Linked DNA regions of Homo sapiens: regions 2 and 3 are each linked to region 1. A link is a loop called in an ENCODE intact Hi-C map of the cell type or tissue named here. Cell type or tissue: Caco-2. All regions are shown on one strand. Region 1 has its middle 20 kb from the start of MOGAT2. Region 2 overlaps DGAT2-DT (DGAT2 divergent transcript). Region 3 overlaps MAP6 (microtubule associated protein 6).

What was found. Peaks named below come from ENCODE experiments on the same cell type or tissue, not always from the same donor. Only the 100,000 strongest peaks of a DNase experiment are listed, where the experiment ranks them.
Region 2: it touches region 1 in a loop (4-fold over the local background); 21 of 110 quality-filtered maps call a loop at or near these places.
Region 3: it touches region 1 in a loop (6-fold over the local background); 2 of 110 quality-filtered maps call a loop at or near these places.

Annotation. Positions count from the first base shown.
Region 1 is chr11:75,693,556-75,701,555 of GRCh38, reverse strand. No RefSeq gene overlaps it. Among named protein-coding and RNA genes, the nearest start is that of MOGAT2, 20 kb to the left of the region's middle. In Caco-2, no CTCF peak of the experiment used is centred here; a DNase peak (open chromatin) is centred at 3,205.
Region 2 is chr11:75,759,121-75,767,120 of GRCh38, reverse strand. DGAT2-DT (DGAT2 divergent transcript) reads left to right here. Exons shown (of 4, transcript NR_046090.1): 2 at 2,128-2,878; 3 at 4,577-4,986. Among named protein-coding and RNA genes, the nearest start is that of DGAT2-DT, 5.5 kb to the left of the region's middle. RefSeq lists an enhancer at 347-566. In Caco-2, no CTCF peak of the experiment used is centred here; DNase peaks (open chromatin) are centred at 4,040 and 7,060.
Region 3 is chr11:75,643,256-75,651,255 of GRCh38, reverse strand. All of the region lies in intron 1 of MAP6 (microtubule associated protein 6), which reads left to right. Among named protein-coding and RNA genes, the nearest start is that of MAP6, 22 kb to the left of the region's middle. In Caco-2, no CTCF peak of the experiment used is centred here; DNase peaks (open chromatin) are centred at 4,875 and 6,105.

The sequences.
Region 1 (8,000 bases):
TTGTTTTCTGCTCACATTTTAGCATCAATTTTTTTTAAATCAGGGCTTGAATATTTGTGTAAGTTCTTGAAAAATTTATGGGCCCAAAGCCATGAAGCTATAAAAGGTCCCTGGGTCTCTGCAAAGAGGCCAGGCCTCCCAAAGAACTTAGGGCTAAGTCACACCAGGGCTGGGTGGCTGGGGCGGGAGAGTGGCAGGCTCCTCACATCCATAGGTATCCAGGCCACACCTGCTGTGTCACAGAGGGCCTGGGGATGAGAAAAAGAGAGAAAGAGGTTTGAGCCTGGGGATCCCTCTCCAGTGGGATCCAGGAAATCCTGAGTACCCAAACCCCCTCTGGTATACTTCTGCTGTCCTCTCCTGCCAGCCCTGACACCACCCCCTCTCCCCGCCCTAGTGATGCTGGCTCAGACTCAGCTCTCTTGAAGCTTGGCTTCTCTAAGAATTTATGGCTCTGAGCTAAGTGAAGAGAGGTCAGAGCCACTGGCTCTCTCATATCTCAGTCTTATTTTCAATACGCCATTTCCCCAGCACTCCAACATCACAGGGCTTTGGGGAATGAATGGAGGCTATGGGGTCAGAAAAGCCTGGATTCATATGCTGGTTCAATATGAATGAGTTCCATGATTTGGGATAAGTCCCTTCCCCCGTCTGAGCCCTGATTTCCTCATCTGCAAAATGAGGTAAGTAATACCAACTTATGGGTGATAGGATGAAACCACTAGCACCATGCTTGGCAGTCTGTGTAGGCACTTGATAAAGAGGAGTTTCCTCCCTCGCAACTTTTGGCCCACAATCTCATCGGTCACAGCGTTTGACCAACCCTGTCCTGGCTTCCTTTCCTTTTTCAAGAGTCCTTGCCACCAGGGTACCTGGGATGCCTATGTGAGGTACCCTATGTCAGGGTACCTATGTGAGAAAGGGCTGGGAGGTCTGTTTGCTTTATAGCTGATGCGTGCCGGGCACAGTGCTGGATGCCTAAGCAGGTAGTATTATCACTCTTCACCTGCCTGACAGACGTGTTGATCTATTCCCAATAGGCTCCGCTCCCTCACTTCTACCGCTAGTACGTCCAGCGTGCCGCCACTCTGCAGAGGTGCAGAAGGCAGAAAGCAGATCCTCTTGGCCAAGTTCCAAGCCACAGTCCCCCATATGCATCAAAATCAAAATCGATTCTAACTAAAACCTATTTCCCCTGACCATTGCATTTGACCCTACCTACTATTTTACTATTTAAGTCCAAGGGGAAGGCATATTTTTTTAAATAGAAAAAAATGTAATCACTTAATTTCAGCACTCATCATGAAAGATTTTGAGTTAGCAAATCAGTGTAATGGATTGCAGCTAATGCATTTTCCTTCCAGAAAGTAGATGGCTGGTATCCAGTTTCCATCCAAACTGCAGTCACTCTGCAAAAGATGGAGGCACAGACTTGGCCCACTCTTCTCTCCACCAAAACTTACTGTGATGTTCTCACATCCACATCTCAAGAAATCCCAGGGTTGAACATACTGCTCTACAAGCAGGGACCAGGGGCTCTAAAGTGCCTCCCAGTCACCACTCTCCTGATTGATCATCATCATCACCACCACCACCATCAGCAGCATCCCCACCACCCATCCGTCATCTGTGAGCACCTCCTGTGCATCAGGCAGGGCCCAGCCCCATAACGTTGCTATGAGGTTTGTACTGTTATCTCTGTTTTCCAGAGAAGATGACCAAGGCTCAGAGAGAATAAATCATTTCTCCAAAGTTACCAAGCTGGTAAGAAACAGGGCTAAGATTCACCGCATAGTCACTCTGACTCTAAAGCCCAGGTTTTTCCTACTGTAAGATAATTTCTGGCCAGGCACGGTAGCTCACATCTGTAATCCCAGCACTTTGGGAGGCCGAGCAGGCGGATCACAAGGTCAGGAGTTTGACACCAGCCTGACCAACATGGTGAAACCCCGTCTCTAATAAAAATACAAACACTAGCCAGGCATGGTGGCATGCACCTGTAATCCCAGCTACTCAGGAGGCTGAGGCAGGAGAATCGCTTGAACCAGGGAGACAGAGGTTGCAGTGAGCTGAGATTGCACCACTGCACTCCATCCTGGGTGACAGAGCGAGACTCTGTCTCAAAAAAAAAGATAATTTTTCTTCTGTTTTTCCTTTTATCATCATGATCTACTTTTTCCTTTGCTTGTCAGCCCTTGTCAGTTTCTCCTGTCCAGTGCTGCCTAATTTTTGGCATGCCCTCAAGATTGTCTTCTGTTTTCACGTACATGTTTTCAACTATAACCTCTGTGATGCACTTGTGGCTCCCCCATAGCACTACTTACTACAATCTATTTAAATTTACGTCTAGTACTCCCCTCCCATTCCCTCCAGATGTGTAGTCTTGATGGCCAAGACTGTCTATTGGTCACCGCATCCCTGAGGTCCAGGGCTTGGCTCATGATTTACTCAAAAGTTTATGGGATGAATCAGTGAACAGATGCATGCATAGGTGGATGAAAAGACAGATGCATTGATAGAAGAGTGGAAGGGTGAATAAGACATTAATTGATGGTTAAGGATCGCTCTAAAATCTACATTCCTAACCCTCTTCATTTCCCTCCATCCCTATATCTCCAAATGTCTATCAGAAGCTTCTACTTGGCTCCTCTGCTGTCATCTGAAACTAAACCTGTGCAAACCTGAACCCCACCCTAGCTAATTCCTGCTTATCTCTTTTCTGCCAATGGTACAGTACTGTTATTCCTCCCAGTGCCCTCCTGCATGGGTTCTTTGATTGATTCATTCTGTCAACGTTTTTAGTTTGTTTTTCTTTTTCTTTTCTTTTTTTGCTATCTGCTATGTGCCAAACACAGTTCTGGGGAATAAAAAACGAGTAAGTAAGACGGGCAAAATCCTGGGGGATTCCCCCAAAGGAATTTGCAGTCAACAGTGGGTTGGAAAGTGGGATATCAAACAATAAGCAAGTAAAAAATAAACAAGATAATTATAGAGCGTAATCAGTGATACATTAAGGAAAGAGTGTGATGAAAGACAACAGATCTCATACCAGATAAGAGGGGTAAGCAGGGCTTGTTTGAAAAACTGATATGAAGCAACACCTGAAGGACAGAATACACCAGTCAAGTAAAGAGCTGAAAGAAGTGCATTCCAGGCAGAAGAACCAGCAAGTTCAAAGGTCCCTGGGCTGGGAAGCGCCTGATGTGTTTCAGGACCAGAAAGGCAGCTGTATGACTGGAGGGCAGTGAACAGTGGGAGACTACAGGGGAGGAGGTGTTTCATAGACCTGTGCAAGGTTATGCAGGGCCTTGAAGGCCCTGGGAAGGAGTACAGATTTTATTCTAGGAGCAGTGGGAAGCTACTGAAGAGTCTTAAAATGGGAATGACATGATCTCTCTGGCAAGTAGGCAACAAGCTACTCCCCAAAAGCCCCAGGTGCAGATGATTCATAGGTGAGTTATGTCAAGGCAGTAGTAAAGAGATAACTCCAATTCCATTTGCACCGTTACAGAGCACAGAGAATGTAAGCATCCACACGCTTTTTATGAAGTCATCATGGCTAGGCATGGTGGCTCACACCTGTAATCCCAACACTTTGGGAAGGCAAGGTGGGGGGATCCCTTGAGGCCAAGAGTTTGAGACCAGCCTGGGGAACATGATGAGTCCCTGTCTCTACAAAAAGTAAAAAAAAAATGCTGGGTGTGATGGTGGATGCCAGTAGTCCCAGCTACTTGGGAGGCTGAGGTGGGAGGATGGCTTGAGTCCAGGAGGTCGAGGCTGCAGTGAGCCATGATTGTGCCACTACACTCCAGGTTAGGTGACAAAGCAAGACCTTTCTTTAATAAATGAATAAATATAGTCATTGTGATACTGTTGGCCATTCTAACAAGGTGCAGTACAAAGAAATGGGCAGACCAAGCTTATTTATGAAATTAATGCAAAAAATCTTTAACATCTTAGTAAGTAGAATTCTGAAGCACATTGAAAGAACAACACATCACAACCAAATTGATATTATACCAAAAAGGCAAGAATAATTTAATATTAAAGTGGAAAAGGCATGATCATCTCTAAAAAGACTGAAAGGTATTTGATAAATTCATTAATTCTTGATTTTTAAAACACTTTTTTAGTCAAATAACAGTAGATGTACAGTTTCTAAATATTTTATGCCAAAAGTCAACATTATGCTTAATGGTGAGATACTGGAAACACTTCCATTAAAGTCAGAAAAATTATTCTAGAGATATAAGAGGAACAATTGAATAAGAGAAAGAAATGAGAGGTATAAAAATGAGAAAGGAGGCAAAATTGTCATTATGTGAACAAGCCATTCAAGATAACCTATGAACTACTAAAACTAGGAAGTTTAGTATAGTTGCTAAATGGAGATCAATACATGCAAAAATTTTAATAACCATGTTGTTTATGATTACAATTAAAATGATAAATGTAATTTTTAAATATGTAAAAGAAGCACTGAGGCTGGGCATGGTGGCAAACACCTGTAATCCCAGAGCTTTGGGAGGCTAAAGCAGGAGGATTGCTTGAGACCAGGAGTTCAAGACCAGCCTGGCCAACATGGCAGGACGCCATCTTTATGAAAATAATAAATTAAAAAAAAAACAAAAAAAGTAAAATAAAACAAGCACTGAAAATATATTAACATCACTAGACATCAGGGAAATACAAATTAAAGCCATAATATGGTTTTAATATTGTGAAAGGATAAGCAAGATCAATAGACCACTAGCAAAATTAACAAAGGAAAAAAGAGAGAAGATCCAAATAAGCACAATCAGAAACAACAAAGGTCACATTACAACCAATCCCACAGAAATACAAAAGATCCTCAAAGACTATTATGAACGCCTCTCTGCACGCAAACTAGAAAATCCAGAGGGATGAATAAATTCCTGGAAACACACAACCTCACAAGATTGAATCGGGAAGAAATTGAAACCCTGAACAGACCAATATCAAGTCCTAAAATTGAATCAGTCGATAAAGACCTACCACTACCACCAACAAAAAAGCCCTGACTCAGGTGGATTCACAGCTGAATTCTACGAGACCTACAGAGAAGAGCTGGTACTAATTCTACTGAAACTGTTCCAAAACATCAAGGAAGAGGGAGACTCCTCCATAACTAATTCTACAAAGCCAACGTCACCCTGATACAAAAACTTGGCAAAGACACAATGAAAAAGGAAACTACAGGCCAATATCCCTAATAACATAGATGCAAACATCCTCAACAAAATACCAGCAAACCAAATCCAGTAGCACATCAAAAAGTTAATTCAGGCCGGGCACAGTGGCTCACGCCTGTAATCCCAGCACTTTGGGAGGCCAAGGCAGGCAGATCACCTGAGGTCAGGAGTTCGAGACCAGCCTGGCCAACATGGTAAAACCCCATCTCTACTGAAAATACAAAAATTAGTCAGGCATGGTGGAGGGTGCCTATAATCCCAGCTACTCAGGAGGTTGAGGCAGGAGAACCGCTTGAACCCAGGAGGCAGAAGTTGCAGTGAGCCGAGATTGCACTATTGCACTCCAGCCTGGACAACAAGAGCAAAACTCCATCTCAAAAAAAAAAAAAAAAGTTAATTCATCATGATCAAGTAGGCTTTATCCATGGGATGCAAGGTTGGCTCAAATACTCAAATCAATAAATGTAATTCACCACACAAACAGAATTAAAAACAAAAGCCATATGATCATCTCAATAGACAGCAAAAGCTTTCAATAAGATCCAACATTCTTTCATGATAAAAATCCTCAACAAACTAGGCACTGAAGGAACATATCTCAAAATAAGGTAATAAGAGCCATCCATGATAAATCCACAGCCAACATCATACTGAACAGGCAAAAGCTGGAAGCACTCCCCCTAAAGAACAAGAACAAGTCAAGCATACCCACTCTCACCACTCCTGTTCAACATAGTACTGGAAATCCTAGCCAGAACAATTAGGCAAGAGAAGGAAATAAAGGGCATCCAAATAGGAAAAGAAGAAATCAAATTCTCTCTTCACTGATGATTTGATTCTATACCTAAAAAACCCTAAAAACTCTACCAAGAGGCTCCTCGACCTGATAAATGACTTTAGTCAAATTTCAAGATACAAAATCAAAGTACAAAAGTCAGCAGCATTTATATACACCAATAGCATTCAAGCTGAGAGCCAAATCAAGAATGCAATCCTATATACAATCATCACACAAAAAGTAAAATAGTTAGAAATACATCTAACCAAGGAGGTAAAAGATCTCTACAAGAAGAACTACAAAACACTGCTGAAATAAATCAGAGATGACAGAGCAATGGAAAATATTCCATGTCATGAACTGGAAGAATTAACATAATTTAAAATGGCTGCACTTCCCAAAGCAATCTGCAGATTCAATGCTATTTCTATATTTATATTCAAAGCAATTTGATTAGATAAAAGAGATAGAAGAAAATTAGAAAAAACTCTTCTAAAATTCATATGGAACCAAAAAAGAGCCCAAATACCCAAAGCAATCCTAAGCAAAAAGAACAAAGCTGAATATATCACATTACCCAACTACAAACTATAGTATAAGGCTACAGTTACCAAAACAGCGTGGTATTGGTACAAAAACAGACACATAGACCAATGGAACAGAATAGAGAACTCAGAAACAAAGCTGCACACCTACGATCATCTGATCTTTGACAAAGTTGACAAAAATAAGCAATGAAGAAAGGACTCTCTATTCAATAAATGGTGCTGGGATAGTTGGCTAGCCATATGCAGAAGCATGAAACTAGACCCCTGCCTCTCACCATGTACAAAAATTAATTCAAGATGGATTAAGGATGTAAATCTAAGATCTCAAACTATAAAAATCCTAGAAGAAAACCTAGGAAATACCATTTTGGACATCAGCCTTGGCAAAGAGTTTATGACTAAGTCCTCAAAAGCAATTGCAAAAAAAAAAAAAATTGATGAGTGAGACCTAATTAAACTATAGAGCTTCCACACGGCAAGAAAAAAAATTATCAGCATCGTAAACAGACTACCTACAGAATGGGAGAAAATATTTGCAAACTATGCATCTGACAAAGGTCTAATTCCAGAATCTATAAGGAAATTAAACAACTCGACAAGCAAAAAACAAATAACCCCATCAAAAAGTGGGCAAAGGACATGAACAGACACTCCTTTCGAGAAGTCTCAAAAGGAGATATACAACAAACATATGAAAAAATTCTCAACATCACTAATCATCAGAGAAGCACAAATCAAAACCACGATGAGATACCATCTCAGACCAGTCAGAATGGCTACTATTAAAAAGACAAAAAATAACAGACGCTGGCTGGGCTGTGGAGAAAAAAGAATGCTTATACACTGCTGGTGGGAATGTAAATTAGTTCAGCCACTGTGGAAAGTAGTTTGGAGATTTCTCAAAGAACTAAAAATGGAACTACCATTTGACCCGGTAATCCCACTACTGTGTATATCTCTAAATGAAACGAAATCATTCTACAAAAAAGAAACATGCATGTACATGTTCATTGCAGCACTATTCACAACAGCAAAGACATGGAATCAAACTAAGTGTCCATCAATGGTGGACTGGACAGAGAAAATGTGGTACGTATACATCATGGAATACTATGTAGCCATAAAAGAGAATGAAATCAAGCTAGGCGTGGTGGTTCATGCACTTTGGGAGGCTGAGGCAGGAGGATTGCTTGAGCCCAGGAGTTCCAGACCAGCCTAGGCAACATAGTGAGACTGCTGTCTCTACAAAAAACACAAAAATTAGCCAGGCATGGTGGTGCATGCCTGTGTTCCCAGCTAGTTGGGAGGCTGAGGTAGGAGGATCACTTGAGCCTGGGAGGTCAAGGCTGCAGTGAGCCGAGATTGCGCCACTGCACTCCAGCTTGGGCAACAGAGCAAGCTCCATCTCAAAAAAAAAAAAAAAAATGAAATCATGTATTTTGCAGCAGCAAGATGTATGTT
Region 2 (8,000 bases), 66 kb before region 1:
TAAATCTCTCAACCGTGTTACTGGGCCCCAAGGCCCGAATTGGCCAAGAGTAGAAAGAAAAGCATTCCAGGCAGAGCTCCCAGCATGTGGTGAGGCCATGAGGCTGGAAAGATCTTAGTGCCTTTTAGGAAACTGAGGGTAGGCTAGTGGCATGCCACATGTGGGGGATGGGGGGAGACATGGGGACTGGTAAGTGCAAAGGCTGGGAGGTAGAAACAGGTGTGGTTTGTTTTTGGGCAAAGAGGAGTGAAGCCAGGAGGATACTGAAGGTGCCAGTAAATCCTGGCATCCTCTCCTCAGAGAGGGTGCTCTTGGAGGCAAGACTCCTGCTGGCCTGGAAGATCCCAGGTCAGTCTGTGGCTCGTGCCTGCTCCAGAAGGGTCTCCTGTGGAGGAGGCCTGGGCTGGAACTCATGGCCCACCCACTCACCCTGGGCAAGTCAGTATCGCTATCTTGTCTAGGTTTCCTTTTCTGCATTATGAAATGGAGGTGACAGTTTCTGTTTTGCTGACTTCACTTGAGTATTTGAGGATGAAGTGAAATCACAGCATGTAAAAGAGTGTTATCACTGTGCTGTAATGTAAGAGATCATTGTCTTAAATGGCAAGATTTGGGGTTACCAAGGCCTATTTGAAACATTCAGATCCCAAGTTCATCTACTTCAGCACATTTTTGCTATGCACCTTCTCTGGGCCCGGCCTTGGTTAGGACACAGAGAGTAATCGGACTTAGTCCTTGGCTTTGAGGAGACCCAATCGAGAGATGGTGTCCTAAAGCCAATGATCCCAAGACAGCCAGCCTGTGGCACAGGGTAACATGGAAGGCTATGCCAAGTTTGGCCTTTCCCCCTGTGCTGTCACTGTCTGCCTGCCTCTCCACGGAGCCAGGCGTTTCCCAAGGGCAGGAACCTCATCACTCTATGTCCCAGTGTGGGCCTAGCTCGGCATAGACGCTTAGTCCAAGGTGGATTGCCCCCTGAAAAAGTATAGTAGAGTCATAGAGGAAGTAGAGGGAATGGTAAATTGGGAAGGTCAAGAAGAAGTGATATTGCTGCAGACCTAAGATGAGAAGTCTGATTCTGTGAGGCAGGGGGAAAGGGGAAAGGTGTCAGGCAGAGGGTACAGCATGGACAAAGGCCTGGAGGTAGGAACCCTGTGAGCACCCTGGTGTGGCTGAAAGAAAGATACAGGCAGAAGAGGGGTAGGAAATGAGGCTGGAGAGGTTGACAGGGCCCAGATCTGAACGGCCTCGTGGGTCCTGCCAGGAAGCTTGGACTTCATCCTGTGGGGGGATGGACCAAAGGAGGGGTGTGAGCAGAGATGCACCTTGATTGGATTGGTGGGTTAGAAAGATAAACTGGGGCCCAGCGCGGTGGCTTACGCCTGTAATCCCAGCACTTCGGGAGGCCGAGGCGGGTGGATCACGAGGTCAGTAGATCGAGACCATCCTGGCTAACACGGTGAAACCTCCTCTCTGCTAAAAATACAAAAATTAGCCAGGCGTGTTGGCAGGTGCCTGTAGTCCCAGCTACTCGGGAGGCTGAGGCAAGAGAATGGCGTGAACCCAGGAGATGGAGCTTGCAGTGAGCCGAGATTGTGCCACTGCACTCCAGCCTGGTAGCCTGGGCGAGAGAGCAAGACTCAAAAAAAAAAAAAAAAAAGGAAGATAAGCTGGGTTGTTGGGGTGGAGGTGGGTGCTTGGGGAATAGGGCCATAAAATCTGGTCCCCAGCTTGGGCCCTTCCTGTGTGGGAACATCTGTGAGAGGACGCAGAGGTGAGTCCAAGGGCTGAGAGGCACAATTGCTTACTTCTGTGCCACCTCACAGAGCAAGCAGCCCCTGGCATCCCAACTTCTAGAACACTCCTTCCCCTTGGCCTCCAGCCGCCATGCCCATGGGTACTGCTTAAACAGCTTGGTCCAAATTGGATTTGGAAGGAAAACCAGACCCAAACTTAGAGTAGCCTGGAAAGGAAGTTTCATGGCAGCTTCCTGTGTCCTGGGACTGTTTTCCCCTGTGTGAGTTTGGGCAAGGGGGACTTACACCAGACTCTGACTTCTCCTGGCCCCCTCCCATGCTTCTTGACATTCCTAGCCTCCTATAATGACCAGCCCTGACCTTCCTGCAGGTGTGTGAGCAGAACAGCTTGAGAATGTGTTCTAGGACCTGGTTACCTTTCCTTCATCATCTCTCAACCCATGTGTATATTGGGAAAATCAGAGACCGGTCAAGTCATGCCTCCAAGAAGGGCTTGACCAGGGTGGGCTTTGTGGTCCCACCAAGAAGCTTGGACTTCATCCTGTTGGGGGATGGACCAAAGGAGGGGTGTGAGCAGAGAGGCATCCACAAGGATGGCTCATCCTCCACCCACTTCAATCACCAGTGTTGTACAGCCATTGGGGATTACACGTGCAGCTTTGTAGCTTGTGAGAGGTTTGACGCATGCACCTCTGAGATATGCTTCAGTGATAGCAGTCTTAGCTCCTCCATTGCACACATGAGGAGGGTAAGTGGCCAGCCTATAAGGCAGAGAGGACACTTGCCCTAAGAGAGGCACAGGTAGAAAGACAGAAACAAACGTGTATCAAGCTCCCTGCTCTGTGCTAGGCCCTGGCTTGTGTGAGCTTGCCCAGTCCTCACAGCCACCACACAAGGGGTGATCACCCCCACCGCTTTGCACATGGGGTGCAGGGAAGTAAAGTGACTTGTCCTGGATCACACAAGGAGTAAGTAGTAAAGCTGAGATTCACACCAAGTCTTCCAGAGCCTCAAACCTGTACGCTTTTCCTGCCTCCCAAGGCTGGGAGAGGGAGCACCTGTAACAGCAGAACTACTGGACGAAAGCAAATTCCCATCCATCGCCTCCACAGCCCTGGGAGGTTAGTCCCATTTTGCAGTTGGCAAAATGAAAGCTCAGGGAATCCAATAGCTTACCAGATGGGGTTGGGATGTAACCAGTTCTCATGCCACAAGGCTAGGGCCCATTGGGGTTAAACTCCTTTCAGTGCTCAACTCACTTGGAGAGTGGGCGGGCAGGGTTCTGGCAAGCAGAGGCAGCCTGGCATGGCCCTCTAGCCTGGAAACTCACCCGCCTCCTTACTCACAGGAATTTGCCAGCCAGAGCAGCTGTGTGGCATGGCTGCACTCCTCTTGGAAGTCTTTGCCTCCCACGTCCAAGCCCCCTACTCTCCCTCTTCCTGGTGGCTTCCCCACATGCTGCTGCTGCTTTGTGGTCAGGGGCCTGATGGTATATAGTCTTGGGTGGCAGGCTACAGAGTCTGGACTTTATTCTCAGGGCAATGGGGAGCCATAGAGGTTTTTAGCAGGAGTTTTATGCTTTAGAAAGATCATTGTCCAGGCAAGAACATCTTTAACTGTCATCTCCATGGCACCCTTCCTAACTACCTCTACCTTATATTAGTCAGTGTCCCTATGGGAAACAGCCCACCCAAACTGGGTAATTTGAGGACAGTTTAATACAAAGACTGTTTGCAAAGATGTAAGCAGGCTATAGAGAAAACTCAAGGGATGGTGCAGTAGCCCAGGACTAGTCACCTCACAGGGGATCTGGCCTGAAGGACTAAGAGAAGGACACTGCAGGTGCAATGGGGGCTGAGCGGAGAGGGCTGCCACATGGAAGCTGTGGCCTTTGCTGAAGGGGCACAGACAACCCACAGGGACCTGGGTGATATTGGATGGAAGGGAGGGAGGCAGATGAGAGGAAGGAGAGAGATAATGACGACAGAGCCTGAACTGAAGGGGTGGCAAGGCAAAAGAGAAGCGAGGGTGATTTTGAGAGATGCTGAAGCTTTAGAGTCTCTAGGATTTGATGGCATGGATGTAGGGCTGAAAGGAAGGAAGGGGGTGATTGAAGATGGCTCCGGGTTTCAAACCAGAACCCAAGAGCACAGACCTCCCAGCTCTAAGGTCAGGCCTTAGCAGAGCTTGGTAATGGCCTTTGGCCCTATCTTGTGTGACAGGTCTGGATGACAGTAGAGGAATAGGGCAGGACTGAGACCCTTGGGAGCAGCCCCAGGCTTGTTTTAGAAAGTTCTGTTGCAATGTGTACAGACAGCTCCCCTTGCATCATTCTGCCTGCTTATTTCTTACTCAACTCTCTCAAGGCCTCTTCCCTGCAGGAATTGGGGGGTGGGGTGAGGGTGGGGGAGGGGATATTACACAGAGAGCTCCCAGTACATTCATTTCTCATCTGCCCTTCTATCTGGCCGACCTTTCCTGAGACCCCCCATCCTTGTGCTGGGTGCTGTGGGTACAGTTCTTGCTCCTTAGGGGCATTCTGGGGGAAGAAACAGACACCTAAAATGACAATTATTATTCAGCAGTAGTTTCTAGCTTTTTAAAAGCAGTGAAACCATTTCTTTTTTTCTTTTTTCTTTTTTTTTTTTTTGAGACGGAGTCTCGTTCTGTCGCCCAGGCTGGAGTGCAGTGGCACAATCTCGGCTCACTACAAGCTCCACCTCCCGGGTTCACGCCATTCTCCTGCCTCAGCCTCCCAAGTAGCTGGGACTACAGGCGCCCGCCACCACATCCAGCTAATTTTTTTTTTGTATTTTTAGAGACGAGGTTTTGCCATGTTAGCCAAGATGGTCTCAAGCTCCTGACCTCGTGATCCGCCCATCTCAACCTCCCAAAGCGCTGGGATTACAGGCGTGAGCCACCGCGCCCAGCTGAAATCATTTCTTCAAATACAACCTTGAGAGCCCAAGAAGTGACAGGGATGACAGGCTGCTGGGGTGGTCCCACAGTTCCTCAGGGTTTGTCTCTCACTTGCCCAGCCCACACACCCTATCTCCAGGGCTCTGTGGAACACAGTTTGAAACTCCTGCTGCACAGAATAGCAAGTGCAGGGCCAGGGGATGCACTGAAGACGGGCATTCAGGTGGATGCCCCCTGCACACTGTGGAAAGGCACCCTGGTGGGCTGGCACCTGGTCAGACCCATCTTCCTGAGCAAGGGCACTGGACAGGTTTGTTGGTGGATCATTTTTATATGAATACATATGCCTAGACAAGGCCCTTCTCCTGGTCCATCCACCCAGACCCTGACTTGGCCCCAGACTGAATAAGCCCCCACCTTGCCACATGTTAATGTTGCTTACTGTGTTTGAGCCTCAGTTTCCCTGTGCTCCATCCAAATGGGAATAGGTATCTTCCTCCTAGGGTTGTTGTAAAGACTAAAATAATAAATGTAAAGTGCCATATGGGCACAATGGCTCATGCCTGTAATCTCAGTACTTTGGGATGCTGAGGCATGAGGATCATTTGAGCCCAGGAGTTGAAGACCAGCCTGGGCAACACAGACAGACCCCATCTCTACCCAAAAAAAAAAAATTACCTAGGCATGGTGGCATGTGTCTGTAGTCCCAGCTACGTAGGAGGCCAAGGTAGGGGGAGGGGAGGATTGCTTGAGTCCAGGAGTTAGAGGCCGCAGTGAGCTATGATCGTGTCACTGCGCTGCAGCCTGGGCAGCAGAGAGACACCCTGTCTCTAAGTGAATGAATGAATGAATGTAAAATGCCCAGGACAGGGCCTGGCATATAGTACTTGACAAATTGTTACCAGTAGAAGTATTATGATTGAAAATAAGGATTAGGGTGACAGGTTTGCCTGGAGCTCTGACACCTTCTCCAAAGGGCTTTGAACAAACATAAAGGGAGGGAGAAGAGTAAAATGCCTGAGAAGGCAGTGGAACTGGAGGATACTAGAAATGACAAAGAACCAGGCATCTTAGCATAGGAGATGACCACAATTCACAAAGGAAAATGCAGTATGAGCAAGGGTCCTGGAAGGAGCAGAGGCTCAGTAATAGTAGCCTTAGTCAGAGGAAACTGGAAATGTTGCACGCTTGACTCAGCATGTCTTTCCTAAGCAAAGGTCCCTGTGGCAGCCCCTGGGCTGCCCAGTGCAGAGATGTGTAAGACCCAACACTGCTCTCAGGTAACCTGTAATCCAGGGAGGATTGAGCACTTTTGAGCATGGACAACAGTAATACAGGGAGGAAGTTAGAGCTGTTAGTAAAAGAGGGTTCTGGGGGAATCAGGAACACTTTGTGGAGAAGGAGTGGGCAATGAACTGCGCCATATCTACCTAAATAAACCACTGTGCTATAATATGCTGTGGCAGTTTTCAAACATTAGCAGAGGGCTGGTTAAAATATAGCTTTCTGGGTTCCACCCCCAGAGTTTCTGATTCAGTAGGTTCTGGAGTGAGGCTGAGAATGTGCATTTCTAACAAGTTCCCAGGACATGCTGATACTGCTAGTTTGAAGCCCACATTTTGAGAACCGCTGCTGAACTGTTTTGCAGTGAGACTACAGTGGAGCATGGGACTGCTCTGCTGTATTAAATTGTTCCAACTGCATCTCAGAGAACCTGCAGATTACAGAATCTGTAATCTCTAGGAAATGCTGTTCAGCTGGAGAAGCGTTGGGAGACTGGAGGTGGGCTAGTGCCATCCTGATTTTTCCAAAAGGAGAAGCAACAGTTTTCATGAACTATAACAGGCAATATAACAGGTGTTAAACTTCAGTGAGTATTTACTGTCTGCCAGTTACTATTCTAGGTTCCTTACATGGGTGGATTTAGTTAAGCCTCACAACAACCCTTTGGAGTAGATACTATATGAGTCCATTTTTCAGATGGAGAAATTGAGACACAAAGAGGTTAAAAAAAATTGCCCAAGGTCACACAGCTTAGGAAGTGGCAGAGCCAGGATTTAAGCTGAGATGGTCTGGCTCCAGAGACCATGCTCTATAATAGCTGCAAAATCCTGGCCATATTCTGAGGTCAGTTGTATAAACTGCATTCTATAAATGATGCTCTGTAACCCTCAAGAGAAAAAACAAACAAACAAAAAAACAAAACCCTGAGTTGTCAGGAGCTACGATTGAGTCACCGAGGAGGGGTGGTATCCATATATCAGTTTTCTTTTCAATGGCCTCTCTAGATTCCCAAACTGGCCTAGGACTAGGTCTATGGTATCAGCAGAGTCCTGAGCAGGGAGGTGATCAGCAGGCCAGTGTGGGCTCTGCTAGGGAGGAGGAGCTGCCTCAGGTAGGAGTTCATTCTAGAGTGGTTTCCTGGTCACTCCAGGCTCCACCTCAGCCCGGCCTTATGGATTTTTTTTTTTTTTTAAGTAAGTGACCTGAACAAGGATGCTGACATGAGGCATACAGGAAACACAAAGAAAGGCGGAAAAGCAAATATTTTGGGTGAGATAACTGGGATTAAAACACCCTGAAAGCCTGTAGATGAATGTGAATTTGCAGGATGGTGTTGATGAGGAAGAACTATAAAGTCAGGCTTTAACTGAATGTCTCTCAGCCTCTTTCTTTGGTAACTTTGGCCTCCCCCAGGCTGCTGGGTATGCTGGGTCATGAAACTGAATAGGGTTGGGTTTTTTTTTTTTTTTAGGCTGACTCTCTGAGAAAGATTACTTGTGCTCATGGACACATACAAAAACATTCACACTGATACCTCTATGCCCAACAACCAGGAAACAGTTCTCTCCTTCTCTCTTCTGCCTTGGGCCATGCCACCTTGCATAGACAGCTGTACTATCCTCTTCACTGGTCCCCTGTCTCCAGATTCCCAGAATGAGCTTCAGAACACAGAACCCAACCATTGTTTCTCGTGGCTCCCCATAGTTCTTAGGATGAGGCCCCAGCTCCTTAACTTGGCATTCAAGGCCTCACATCATCCTGCTCCTGCCACTCTCTCCAGCCGCCTCCACTCCTCTCCCACCGCCATGCTCTAATGTGGGTCCAGCTCCCTAGGCCCATCAGGTCACTTGCCCTGCCCCTGAACGTGCTTTTCCACCTCTGGGTCCCTGCCCACACTGTGCTCTTGAGCTCAAGCCCTTCCCCAAGCTCCCCCTTTTTCACACCCTGTCCATCTGTCCTGTCTTGATGCATCTTCCTCCAAGAAGCCTTCTTTACAACCACACATACCCCTTTTTAAAACTTTCACTTAAACTTTAACAC
Region 3 (8,000 bases), 50 kb after region 1:
AGAATGAGATTCTTTGCAAGCCCTTGGTAGAATGCATTACTTTAGTCACTTGTTCATTCAATTCATATTTGTTGAGCTCTTCCTACAAACAAGACTCTGAGCTAGGCTCTGGGGATATGACTATGAAGTCATATCCCCAGATTGGGGTCATATCCCCAGGGATTGGGACATGCTGATTTACTCTGTGTCAGCTCCTACTTCAATAGTAGGGAGAAATGTGATGATGAAGATGATGATAATGATGGGGATTGTGGTGCTGATGGGTGAGGAGGAGAGGACAGAGCAGCAGAAGCATGAATGCTCTTAAATAAGGAAGGTCTTTAGGGCTAGGAGTGTGTGATGGAAGGGAGAAGTGTTCTGAAGAAAAGGTAAGGAACACAAGAGAAATTAGTAATCACAGCTACTCATCTGGTAGCCATGGTGCAATGGACCGATCAAATGGCTTGGGATCAGAAAACCTCAGCTTAAATTCCAGCCTTTCCATTTACTATTTCTGTGACCTTGGTAAAGTTATTTCAAGTCTCTGAGCCTCAATTTCCTCCTTCAGAAAATAGGGCAGTATGATACATGCCATAGGATATAGGATACGAACATGTGTAAACTCTTAGGTCCTTGCAGTTATAATTCCTAAATATTAATACTCAGAGGTGAGCATGGAATCTGAATGCACACCAGTCTAGACACCAAGAGAGCAGTCACTCAGGGAACAGACTCTGAACTATGTTCTTGGATTACAGCCATGAACAAGACAAAATTCATCATGGAATGAGCAGTGTAATGACAGATAAGGTGTCAAGCGTGCATTTCAATAACTAATTATTAAATTTAGCTGTGATAAATGCTTGGCAGGGAAAGTACAAGGTGCTAACAGAGCATTTAATGGGAGCTGACAGGCTAACCTAGGTGAGGAGTTGGATCTGTCATCTGAGGAAGTGGTGTTGGAGCAGAGCCTAAGGTTAAAGATGAACCTTGAGGCCAGCTTTGCCTCCTATGTGACCCTAGACAAGTCTCTCCTTCCTGCTTCATTGTCCTCATCTGTTACTAGGGGTTGGCCCAATTTTTTGGGGAGTCCTTCCCAGCACTACGGTGCCACACTCAGAGATCCCTGTAAAGGCCTGGGTGCGTGATGTCAAAGCATGGTCTCACGTTGGAGTGGGGAACACAGGAAGGAGCACGACGGATCTGAAAATCCGATGACATTGAAGAGGGAGGGAGCTCATGGCCAAAGAATCAATTCCATCCATTCGATACTGCTCTCATTCCCGCTTAAGTGTCTGATGGTGCCTGCTCCAATAAATCCTCAAAGCATTTTCTGGGTTTTTTTGGAGAACTTAACAAAAATACATCACTAAGAAGGGTAAAACACACATATTTTCACTATCCATAATTTTAAAAATTAACGTTTTATTATATTTGAGGCTGGGTGCGGTGGCTCACACCTGTAATCCCAGCACTTTGGGAGGCCTAGATGGGTGGATCACGAGGGCAGGAGTTCAAGACCAGCCTGGCCAAGATGCTGAAACCCTGTCTCTACTAAAAACACAAAAATTAGCTGTGTGTGGTGGTGCGCGTGACTGTAATCCCAGCTACTTGGGAGGCTGAGGCAGGAGAATCGCTTGAACGTGGGCGGCAGAGGTTGCAGTGAGCCGAGATTGCACCACTGCACTCCAGCCTGGGCAACAGAGCAAGACTCCATCTCAAAAATAAATAAATAAATAAATAAATCATATTTTCTTCTAGTCTTTTATTGTATTAAAAAATATTTTTTCAGGTAAAGTTGTTATTTTTCCCCCCCACTAGGCCCAGACCCATTCTGCTTCTTCCCTTGCCCCCTGGGCAGTCATCACTGTTATAAAGAGGTATACTTTCATGTATACCTCTTCATCCATGAGCTGTGTAAGGCCTTGCATTTATGTGTGCTTTCTGACATGGCATCCTACACTGTGTATCATTCTGTCACTTTGTTTTTTTCACCCAACATCACATATCTTGAGAAAATGCAAACACACACATATACGTAAATACCCATACATATACAGATCGTTCTTTTTAATGGCTGTATAAATCTGCCATCATATGACAATATCACATATTATTTATTTCCCTATTTATGTTTAGGTTTTTGTACATTTTTACTATCACAAGCAATGTTGCAGTGAATATCCTTATACATGTCTAGCTGTGAATATATTAAAGGGTTAGAAGAGAAATTGTTGGGTGTTGGGTTATGCACATTTTGTATTTTATTAAATGTTGAAAAAATGTTCTTTTTACTGGCTGGACCCATTTATACTTCAACTAATAGTATATAAAAGTACCCCCTTTGTCTTATAATGTCAGACTTAAAAATTTTTGCCAACTTCATAATATGGAAATGTTTTGTTTACTTCATATTTCCCTGATTTTGAGTCAAATTAAGAAACTTTCCATGTGTTTATACACAATTTGCATTTCTTCTTCTGTGAATTGCATATTCCTACCCTTTCCCATTGTCCTATTCAGGTGTTATCTTTTTCTTACTTGCCTGCATTGATTCTGATTACTAATCTTTTTTCTGTGGTTTGTCTTTTACCTTTGTTTATAGTATCTTTCGTCATGCAGAAATTTTTCATTTTAGTGTATTCAGTGGACTTAGTCCTTGCCTTTATCATTTATTTTTTATTGCTAATGTAAGAAATGCTTCACTATCCCAAAGTTATAAAGGCACTATTTTCTTCCAATAATTTTCTGTTTGTTTGTTTGTTTGTTTGTTTGTTTTTAGACAGGGTCTCACTCTGTTGCCCAGGCTGGAGTACAGTGGCTCAATCACAGCTCATTTGTGTTTCGACCTTCCAGGGTCAAGCAATCCTCCCGCCTCAGCCTCCTGAGTAGCTGGGACCACAGGCATGCACCACTCCACCTGGCTAGTTTTTAAAATTATTTTTGGTAGAGACGAGGTCTCACTATGTTGCTCAGGCTGGTCTTGAACTCCTGGGCTCAAGCTATCCACCTGCCTTGGCCTCCCAAAGTGTTGGGATTACAAGCTTGAGCCACTGCACCCAACCTCTTCTAATAGTTTTAAATTTTGTTTTTCACATCTAGATGTGTAATACATCTGGAGTTCAATTTTGTGTATAGTGTGAGATAGAGTACAATTTCCTGTGTTTCTTGTATGTGGGAAGTCAAGTATCCCAAATCCGTTATTTGTCTGACAGGTAATTCTTTTTTCCTTGATTAAAAAAGTTCCCACTATTATATAGCAAGTTCCCTCATTTGTTTCTGGATCTGTTTCTGGGCTCTGTATTTTGTTGGATTGGTCTGTTTGTCTTTTTCTAAAAAAAATGCCACACTTATTTGTCATAGCTTTGTAATACGCTTTGATTTTTAACAGGACAGATCTCTTTTGGTTGTTCTTTTTCAGAATTGTCTTGGCCTTTCTCAGACATTTATCCTTTCGTATTTATGTTGGACTCAGTTCTCAAGTACTGCAAAAAAATACTGTTGGGATTTCGATTGGCCTCAGGTTAAATTTATAGATTAATCTGAGGATTAACATCTCTATAATACTGCGTCTTTCTATGCATAAACAAGATGTCATTCCCTTTCCTCAAGTCTTCTTTTATATTCTTCAAAAAGGTCTCTTTTCCTTGGGATTTTTCCTATACGTTTTCTAGATTTTGTTGCTATTATGAATGAGTTTTTTTCTGTTATCATTTCTACTTGGTTGTTGCGGTATGTAGGAACAGCGTTGTTATGTCTTTTACCTTTGAACTTGCTAATTCTTTTATTAATTCTAATATTTTCTCCTTTGATTCTTTTTCTTTACTCCTTTTCGATGCATTTCTGTCTTCTATTGAACATTTTTCTGTATTCCCTTCTACGTGGAAGTTACACATTCATTTTTGTGGGTTTTTTTTTTTTTTTTTTTTGATCAGGTGGGTTTTTTTTTTAGTAGCTATTCTTATTTTTATTTAAGAATTAAAAAGTAAGTTTCAGCCGGGCACAGTGGCTCATGCCTGTAATCCTAACACTTTGGGAGGCCAAGGCGGGGATCACTTTGAGGTCAGGAGTTTGAGTCCAGCCTGGCCAACATGGTAAAAAAAAATCGTCTCTACTAAAAATACAAAAATTAGCTGGGCCTGGTGGTACATGCCTGTAATCCCAGCTACTTGGGAGGCTGAGGCAGAAGAATCACTTGAACCTGGGAGGCGGAGGGTGCAGTGAGCTGAGATCATGTCACTGCACTCCAGCCTGGGTGACAGAGCAAGACTCTGTCTCAAAAAAAAAAAAAGTTTCAAATTAATCAAGCTCTACTGCTCCCAATTTCCATGTTTTTCTTGTCTTATATTTTACCTCATCTTTGCTTTATAAATCCTCAATTTAGAAATAATTAGTAATACAATTTTTATACCCAATGCTTATTTAGATTTGCCCCCATATCTACTAATATTTTACTCACCATTGCTTCTTTTTTTTGAGATGGAGTTTTGCTCTTGTTGCGCACGCTGGAGTGCAGTGGTGCCATCTCGGCTCACCTCAACCTCCACTTCCTGGGTTCAAGTGATTCTCCTGCCTCAGCCTCCCGATTAGCTGGGATTACAGGCGTGTGCCACCACACCCAGCTAATTTTGTGTTTTTAGTAGAGATGGGATTTCTCCATGTCAGGCTGGCCTCGAACTCCCAACCTCAGGTGATCCGCCCACCTCGGCCTCCCAGAGTGCTGAGATTACAGGCATTAGCTACTGCTCTTGCCTTTTTTTTTTTTTTTTTTTTTTTTAATAGAGATGGGTTTTCACCATGTTGCTCAGGCTGGTCTTGAACTCCTGGGCTCAAGTGACCCGCCTGCCTCGGCCTCCCAAAGTGCTGGGATTACAGGCGTGAACCACCAAGCCCAGCCAGCCGTTGCTTCTTGAATCCCACTCTTTTCTGCTGAAAATATGGCCTTTGCCTGAAGGATCTTTATCTCACTCTCCTGCTTTAGAGATAGTATCACTGAGAGAAGAATTCTAGAAAGACAATAATGTTTTCTTAGCACTTTGAAGATACCATTCTATGGTATGCTGGCCTCTGCTGTTGCCTGTGAGAAGTCTGCTATCACTGTAATTGTCCTTCCTTCCTATGGAATCTTTCCTCTTTGTTTTAAGATTTCTCTCTGTGTTTGCTGTTTTGCAGTTCACTATTATGCATCTAAGTATGGACTTGCTTTTATGGATCATGCTTGAGACTAGTTATTTTCCTGAATTTGAAGACATGTAACTTTTTCCATTCCATGAATTTCTCATCTAGTATCCCTGAATAATGCCTCTCTTTATTTCTCTATTCTTTCCCCTAGAACTTGTATTACACATATTTTATTTCTTCTCAATATATCCTCCTCGTCTTTAAACCACTCCTTATTTTTCATATATCTTATCTATTTGTGCTTCATTCTGGGAAATTTTCTCAGTCTTTCACTAATTTTCTCAAATAGGATATGTACCTCATTCAGTAAAATTGTAATTTCTATGATACTTCATTTCTAGAAGTTCTGTTTGATTTTTCAAATATGTGTATTCTTCATCATGTCCTATTGTTTCACTATGTTTTCTTTTTTGTTTAAGTCTTTAAGCTTTTTAAACACATTTATTTTGTAGTCTAAGTTAGATGTTTTCTCAAGTTCTTTGGATGTTAATCCTCATGGCAGATCATTTCCTCATATGGTTTTAAGTTTTTATTGTGGATTGTGAAAATGGCCCTCTGGAGCAATTGTGCTTTCATTCCTGAGAAATATTTCAGGGTTTCACTGGTCTGGGGTTCATTTTTACCTTAATTCCTCAGCTTGGAAATTCTGTACTCTGTGGGTGCTGCAAATAGGGATTCCACACCCATGCATGACTCTCACTTAGGGTTTTGATGGATAGTGGCAGGTTCCCCGACTCCATCCCACCCCCACCCAGAACCCTAAACAGAAAGGGACATCCTTAGACTTCCCTGGGCCAGTGACTCCATTACACCGTGGGGCAACCTTTGTGGCCCTGCTTCATGCATGAGTTTCAGTTCCCACTCCCCATTCTACAGAGGGCCAGGTCTCTTCTCCTTGCCTTGCCGTTAGAGCTGATACTGGGGTCCAAAGTGTCCTCTCGGCAGCAGTGCAGTCACTTCTCACGTTTACTGCTCTGACTCAGAGGTGCCTTCATTGAAATCCTTGAGATGAACTGGATGCTGCAACAGCTGCCCTCTTGGGTTTAGGTGTTGTTCCTGTATGGAATCCATGCCTAGGTCTGTGGCGTACAATTTTTAGGTGTCTCATTCGACCAGTTCCAGAGGTATTTCAGCTTTTAGCTGCCTTTACTGCTCTGATTCAGGGTTTCCTGCATCTGAAGATTCTCTTTCTTTGGAGCTCATCTATGAATATAAAAAAGACTTATTATATTTTACTATATTTTATGTAGCATTTCTATGCATTTTGTGGGGGAGAGGGGAGCTTAACTCAGTCAACCAAATTTTCTTTCTTAGATTTTCTATATAAATCATTGTATTATCTGCAAATGATGACAATATTGTCTCTGCCTTTACAATCTTTCTTCCTCTTATTTCTTCAATTTTGTCTTATATCACTGTCTAGGAATACCAGTACAATATTGCAAAGTTTTTGTCATAGTCTATTGTAGTGGATGAATAAATACTGTGTACTGGTAAACTTTGGTATCAGGCACATCTGGATTGAATCCAGGCTCTGTGACTTAATACCTCTGGTATTAAGAGATAATAAAGATAATAATGGCATTTACCATGAAAAATTATTTTTAGGATTAAGTGAATTACTATATAAACTGCTTGGATTAGTACCTGACACATAACAAAATTAATACCATAAATATTAACTATTAGCAGCAGTAGTTGTGGTAGTAAAAATAATGGTAACAGCTTTGTGTACATTATATCTAGTCGTCACAACTCTGTCAGATAGATAGATTCAGAGAGGTTGAATACCTTACCCAGTATCACACAGCTAATAACTAAAGGCTTAATTTTCCTGAATTGGTACTCTGAAGCCTATGTCTTCCCCTCCCTAGATCATGTGCCCTTTATGGTAGTGATTTATACACTATTGCAAAATCAGGCCCTGGGAAGAGTATTTGCCAAATCCATCAGTAGAAAACTGGAGAAGAGGGGCCCTGGAACCAATGTTTAGCACTCCCGAGCAGATTGGGAGAATTCTGCCCTGTCCCAAGCCTTGAGAAAGACCTCAAAAAATGAAAAATAAGTTTGTAACCATGCACCTCTAAGAATAGAATTGTTTTCTAAGATGTTGAAATGCAAATTGGTATATATAGAATCAGAAACTGCCTAAGAGACGGGCTGCTTTTCAAATCATCCATCTATTCATCCATTCACTCATTGAGGGCTAGAGCTGGACTACCTGGGTTCTAATCCCAGCTCTCCTCCTTAATAACTTGGGGGAGCTCTTTACCTTCTCTGAGCCTCACCTTCCTCATCTGTAAAGTGAGAAGTATCATAACAGCACCTACCTCATAGGGGTGGGGATTAAATGAGTTAATGTGTGTAAAGCACATAGAAAAGTGCCTGGCAACATAACATGTGCTCAGGAAATGCTAGCATTTATTCTTATCACTGTGTTCAATATACAGTCAAGAGCCTTTTCTGAGTTCCATTTCTGGGACTGCCAGGATGGAGTTGTGAGATGTGTGGAAACTGCTGTGGATGTGCAGTAGTGGCTAGTTCTATCAATTGTGAGTGTCAGAAAAGACTTCACAGTTGAAGTGAGGTTTGTCTTCTACATTTACAAAGGTTTTCCTCTTTGCCAAGCACCTTACTAATCTTTGGGGTTGTAAAGCTAGAAAATCCAGGATCCCTGCTGTCAAGGAGCCTTCATTCTGGATGAAGAAACAAATATGTAAATCAAGGATTTATAGTATAGGCTCATAAGCATACAAAACAAGGCAAGATTGGGTTGCTATAAAACACAAAGGAGGGACATCTGCAGTAGTGTGCTGGCAAATGTGAATAACCAGCTCTGC